Regions from separate parts of the Homo sapiens genome. Here region 1 is linked to region 2. The links are chromatin contacts, found by Hi-C or POLR2A ChIA-PET in ENCODE. All regions are on one chromosome and are shown on one strand. The core of a region is the stretch at or near the end of the contact, and the rest is flanking DNA. Distances in the headings are between cores, read along the strand shown. Region 1 holds the start of MLF1-DT (MLF1 divergent transcript). Region 2 has its middle 280 kb from the start of VEPH1.

What was found. A loop is a pair of places that touch in the nucleus more often than their neighbours do. ChIA-PET counts read pairs that join two places held with the same protein, here RNA polymerase II (POLR2A).
Region 1: a map of mammary epithelial cell shows a loop between it and region 2 (12-fold over the local background). The contact joins the promoter of MLF1-DT here to the enhancer-like site in region 2. A Hi-C loop is called at or near these places in 1 of 168 maps with a recorded cell type or tissue (mammary epithelial cell). POLR2A ChIA-PET finds 5 or more read pairs at or near these places in 2 of 52 experiments (B cell and GM10248).

What each region holds. Positions count from the first base shown.
Region 1 is chr3:158,569,467-158,572,383 of GRCh38, reverse strand. MLF1-DT (MLF1 divergent transcript) reads left to right here and starts at 1,318. Exons shown (of 5, transcript NR_104147.1): 1 at 1,318-2,213. MLF1 (myeloid leukemia factor 1) reads right to left here and starts at 1,190. Exons shown (of 8, transcript NM_001369783.1): 1 at 1,037-1,190. The coding sequence starts at 1,083.
Region 2 is chr3:157,783,783-157,786,592 of GRCh38, reverse strand. No RefSeq gene overlaps it. Among named protein-coding and RNA genes, the nearest start is that of VEPH1, 280 kb to the right of the region's middle. Within about 2 kb of position 1,369, at least 3 of the 41 ENCODE cell types and tissues checked have a DNase peak (open chromatin) inside an H3K27ac peak, as active enhancers do.

The DNA.
Region 1 (2,917 bases), core at 69-2,568, 790 kb before region 2:
ACTTCATACTCCCAAACCCTCCCCACCAACTCACGCCCTCAACCCTCGTCCCTGCACTTCAAGCTCTTAACTCTCCCCTGCACCTCATGCTCCCAAACCGTCCCCCCACCTCACGCCCTCAACCCTCCTCCCCCCACCTCGCGGTCCAAAACCCTCCTTCCCCTCACCTCACACCCTCAACCCTCCCCCACACCTCATGCTCCCAAATCCTCCTCCCACCTCACGTCCTCAACCCTCCTCCTACACCTCACACCTTCAACTCTCCCCCACACCTCATGCTCCCAAACCCTCCCCCCACCTCACGCCCTCAACCCTCCTCCAAACGCCTCACACCCCCAAATCCTCCTTCGTCCATCTCACACCCTCAACCCTCCCCCCTCCACCTTACTCCCCCAAACCCTCCTCCTCCCACCCCACGCTCCCAAACCCTCCCCCCACCTCACAGCCTCAACCCTCCTCCCCCCACCTCACGCTTTCAAACCCTTCCCCCACCTCACGCCCTCAACCCTTCCCCTCACCTCACGCCCTCAACCCTTCCCCTCACCTCACGCCCTCAACCCTTCCCCTCACCTCACACCCTCAACCCTTCCCCTCACCTCACGCCCTCAACCCTCCTCCCTCCCACCTCATGCTCCCAAACCCTTCCCTCACCTCACGCCCTCAACCTCTTCTCCCCACCTCATGCCCTCAATTCTCCTCCCCCCACCTCCCGGCCTCAACTCTTCTCCCCCCACTCCCAGCCTTAACTCTCCTCCCCACACCTCACGCCCCCAAACTTCCCTCCGCCTACCTCACGCGTCCAAACCCTCCTCTCTCCACCTCATGCGCCCAAATCCGTCTCTTCCCTGTCTCACACACCCCTAAATCCTCCTCTCTCTTCCCTCCCAGGCCTCCAAATCCTCGTCTCCTTCAAACCGCCTCCAGAGTTACTCCGAATTCTCTCTCGCCCTCTAAAACTCGCTCTTTTCCCTTAAAATAGCTCCCCTCGATACCTTAATTCCCGCGCGACCCCGGACTCCTGGCTCCCGTAACTCACGAGAAGAAGGGGTCATCCTCAAAACTGCTGTTCAGCATCCTGAACATTCTGGCTCTGTCTTGGGTGGCGGCAGCCGCGGACAGATTGGAAAAACGATGTTAACTCGCCGCGGCCGCGACAAGAGCTAGCCTCCAGTACGGACGACGCCTCACTCGCCGCGGCGCAGGCGGTGCCCGCCGGGATAGGAGGTGCGTGACACCGAGCTGCTTTCCCATTGGACATTGCTCTGTGACGTCACCAGGACGAGGCGGGGAGCAATGCGCCGCTGCCCTGGCAACCGCAATCAACACAGTGGAGGCGAGAAGTCTGGCCTTGCGCCGGCCGGGGAGCTTTTCGCCAAGGCTCCTGTGGGATGGGATAGCTTGTTCTCTGGGCTGCAGGAACCAAAACATTAGACCACCCTTTCTGTGACCTTGGGCATGCCGCCCTCGGTTCCGAGCCGCAAGTCTTTCTTTCGGGGAAAATGAAAAGGGGTCAAGATTTGGACCAGATGACACCCAATGTCCCATTCAACGGTCGCATTCTGTCATCCACAGGAATTAGTCCTGTATCCGAAACATTCTCTGGTAGTCAAAAGCTGTGAGCAAATAATAAGAAAAAATGTGCAAAACGTTTTTTAGTACAGTTAGCAAATAGTGTACTCAGTTGTTGAAGGAAATGGGATGAAGCCTATCAGATTTCAACAAACTTATTTACCTCTTGAGAAAGCTGCTCTCTTTTCGGTTGTCCTTCTGTGTCTCTCTTTCAAAGATCAAGTCTCACTGCGATGCTGATATGTTTTTAACACTTCTCCAGCATTTCTTAACCTAACAGCAGGTTTCAGGCACAGGCCTGCAGCAAGCAGCCATATCCAACTAAAATTCCACTACTATATGTTTTTATTTGCATTACATTTATCAGGGAGCTTTCTATTTATGGCAAGGAAACTGATTTTAAATTTAAATCAGTGATATACATCAAGAGCTAGATTTTGCATTTTTAAGTGAAAAAGTAAGCTATCAAATAGAACAGGTGGAATTTGGATATGGTGGGGCGGAGGGGTAGGCAGAGCAGGGGAGAGGAACATCGTGATAGTGGTACTCAAATTACTAAGTTTTAGAAAACACTATCACGGGGCCTTTCAGGAGCCTGGAGACAGATGGAGGGGAAGACAGAAGAGAGATTAAGGAGAAGAATGGTAAGAGTATAAGAAAAGAGAAAATACATCTTGCATGTCCACCCTTAATTCAGTGAGCTCCCCAGCTTCTCTACGTGGCTGTCTTGCAGAGATAAAGGGGCGTCCATAGCTCATCAGGGCCCCCTGGGATCAGGCCAGAGGGGTGGCACTTTGCCAGCATGAAGAAGTGTGCAAGCCCTGATTTGGAGGTGACAGGAGTAGTCAGGGGTTATTTTGAGAGCTGGAAATTTAATCGTTTGGATCTTTTACTCCCCATCCCCCTTTTTTAGCCAAGTTCTCTGGCAGCTTCCTTCCCCTGAGACTGGTGGCATGGGGTAGGGCAGACTTCACAGCCCAAGATGAGATGGCACAGCCCATCCAGGAAAGAGGATATTTTCTTTTCCTCTGGACTCAGAATAAAGCTCAGAGAACATATACACAAAATTTCGAAAATTTCTAAATAAATTTCAAGGCAAACAAAATTGTTTTATAAGACCTTAAATTGTTTTTCTCTTTAAAATAGTATAAGCACAAGATGTGAAGGAGGCCACACTTAAAAAAAAACTTGAAATGGAGTAAGTTATGTGATAAAAGATGGTGTTAAAATAGTTCTGGATTAAGGCCAAGTAAATTTGTAATGTTACCCTCTAGTTTCTGTGGGAACTTTTTTAGAATCACATTGTTATAAAAGCTTTAGTCCAGGCACAGGTTAGTCAGGGAATTAG
Region 2 (2,810 bases), core at 120-2,619:
ATTAACCATTTCTTGAGGCTGGCCTCCTTGAGGCTGGCCTCCTTGAGGCCTGGGTAAAAGGTTATAAGGACAGATCTCATTAGGCTGAAAGGTGTTTTATATTATCAAAGCAGGGCTTTCTCAAGGCAGTTTGTCCTTTTGCCTGGGGGAAGATGAGTTTTCTAAATGACTCAACTACTTTTTGGCATACTTTTGCATTTGGTTCATTTCCAGGTACCAGAAAGAATGTAAATATGGAATGAATCAACTTTTTCCACATTTTTCTCTAGCAGTTCTTTTATGAAGAACAGATTTTCCATAGAGGAAATTTAAAAATACATAAAACTGAGAAACGATGGTGTTGTTGAGAGCGGCCTCATTTTCCATGTCACTTTGTAACTGGCAATGCACACTGTATTCAAATGGCATTAATATAAAGTATAGAGTTTGTTTCAATTAGCTTCATTTCTCCTCAAGATGAGAAATTATCATAAATCCCTGAAATAACAGTTGACTCAGAGATGCTTGTGTCATTGCACTGGGATTTTTTTACAGCTTTTCTTAAAAAAGCTACACTTAGTTATAAAAATGATTAAACTCTCATTTAATGCATTTGATATGGGCCTTTTGCCTAAATTAGGAATGAGGAGAGGAGGGCAATACTGTAACTCAAAGACAGAAAAATTATACTTTTGCAGTAAATTTGGGTAGAATATTTTTCCCATTTTAGAGCATTTTTCTACATGGAACCCAAGAATTTTCATTAGCATTCAGTTCAGATTTTTTTGTTGGATGCCACTCTTTTGAATGATTTGAAAATATTTTTCTGGTGCATCTGTAAACATCTGAAAATTCGATATTTGGTAAAAGACAATTGATATGGACAGCTCAAAAAGCCAGAACTTTATGCAAAACAGTATCTGGATTGCCATCTAAATGAAAACCGCATGTCAAACAGATGCCATAAATATGAATTCAGACAAATGCCCATTGATAGTTTTTCTGTGGTGCATCTTAGATGGTTCAGTGAGTTACAGATCTTGTGAAGTGCAGCCTGTTTGGTATGCTGAAGGCAAGTTAAAGTTCCCTTCCTTTCTATTGTGACACTACAAGTCTAACCTTTATTGTCAGGGTCTCAGCTGAATTTTCTAACAGCACATGAGTGGGAATTCATGGAAATAGCATGTGTTTCACCAGTTTCCTTTATTTCTCCCTCAGGACAAGCAGCTGTCAGGTCAGCCCCCCATTGCAGAGCTTGAAGCCATCAAGAGCAGGGATATATTTGCCTTGTTCTGAGGGCAGGCTTTCTGCTGACTCCGGAGATCACATAAATACCTTCAGGCCAGTGTGTCTGAGTCATCAGTGAGTGACCTCCTTGACAGGCTGAAACCACAAAATGGGACTTATGGAGCCGGCGAAGCAGGCTGCCCAGCTCCAGGTTCAGCTGAAGCAATCAACAGAAGGGGAGATTCGTTCATGTTCACACTCCCATTTTTCTACATGGTAGGAAACTAATTCCAGAGAGTAATAGTAGTGTAACAATGCATACACATAACTTTCATAACCCCGTTACCTCCAGTGCTTTACAATGAAATCCAGAGTCCGTGATAGAACATGTTCCTTAAGTTCTTTATAGTTACAACTAGACATAGTTTTAGAAAGGAAGCTTGACTTTTTAAAATATGAGTTTAACATCTTTTCGTTAGCAGACCTCACTTGGGTGAGGTAAGGAAGGCTAGTTTTGCTATTAACCTAGCTTGCTTCCCTAGGTCATGGGACGTGAGCTTCCTAGGATGAGAAGGGAGGAAGATGCCAGTCTTTGTTTTCAAGTGGTTGCCATTGTTGTGTGGAGTTGAGAGCTCATTTACTTTGTGTCCTTAAAAAGTGTATTTCTCTGTTTTTTCTCAGTAATAATTTCTAACACTAACTTATTGCTAGACTACTCACCTAGATCATTGTATTCACTTCTTGAAATAACCCTGTAATTAATATTATTGGCCTGAGGGTGAAACCAAAGCTGATGGGATAAATAACTTGCCGGAAGTCATGCTAATAAGGGGTAACTGACCAATTTGAATCTGCCTATCTGCCCACAGAGCTTATATTCTTCTTCATTTACCGAGGCTTGAAAAATGTGTGAACCAGCCAAGGGATGTACTAATTTTGTCTTCACACTGCAGGTCTGATGGGAATGTGGAACAACTGCATTTATTAAGTACACTTAGTACATTGTTTTTAAGTTTTTGATTTTTTTTCATTTATTCAACAAACATGTAGTAAAAACTTTCTACTAGGTGCTGGGGATATAGCTATGAACAAAACGAGTAAAGAAAAAACCTTCTATGTAGAAGTCAGAATGAGGCAGAGTGAGAACTCAACCTGCTTTTGCTAAAGGGAAGGAAGAGGCTATGACTCAAAGAATACAGACATCATGTAGAAGCTGGGCAAGGCGCTAGGAGATGGATTCTTCTCTAGAGACTCCATAAAAGGAACGCAGCCCTGCTAACATTTTGATTCTAGCCCAGTAAGATCCATGTCAAACTTTTAACCTATAGAAGTGTAAGATAAAAAATTTGAATTGTTTTATGCCACCAAATTTGTGGTAATTTGTTAAAGCAGCAATAGTAAACTCATGCAGATGGCACTGAAAGATTTTCCTCAGAGTCTGGGCATCATCAGATTTGCTGTCTTCATGAGATTCTTGCACTAGCAGTGTAGAGCCTGGATCACTGGGGCCAAGGCTAAAGGCAGAGAGATGAACTAGGAGGTACTGTAAAGACAAAACAACAGAGAGTCAGAGTCCACCATAAGGCAGTGGATTTGAGTTTGTT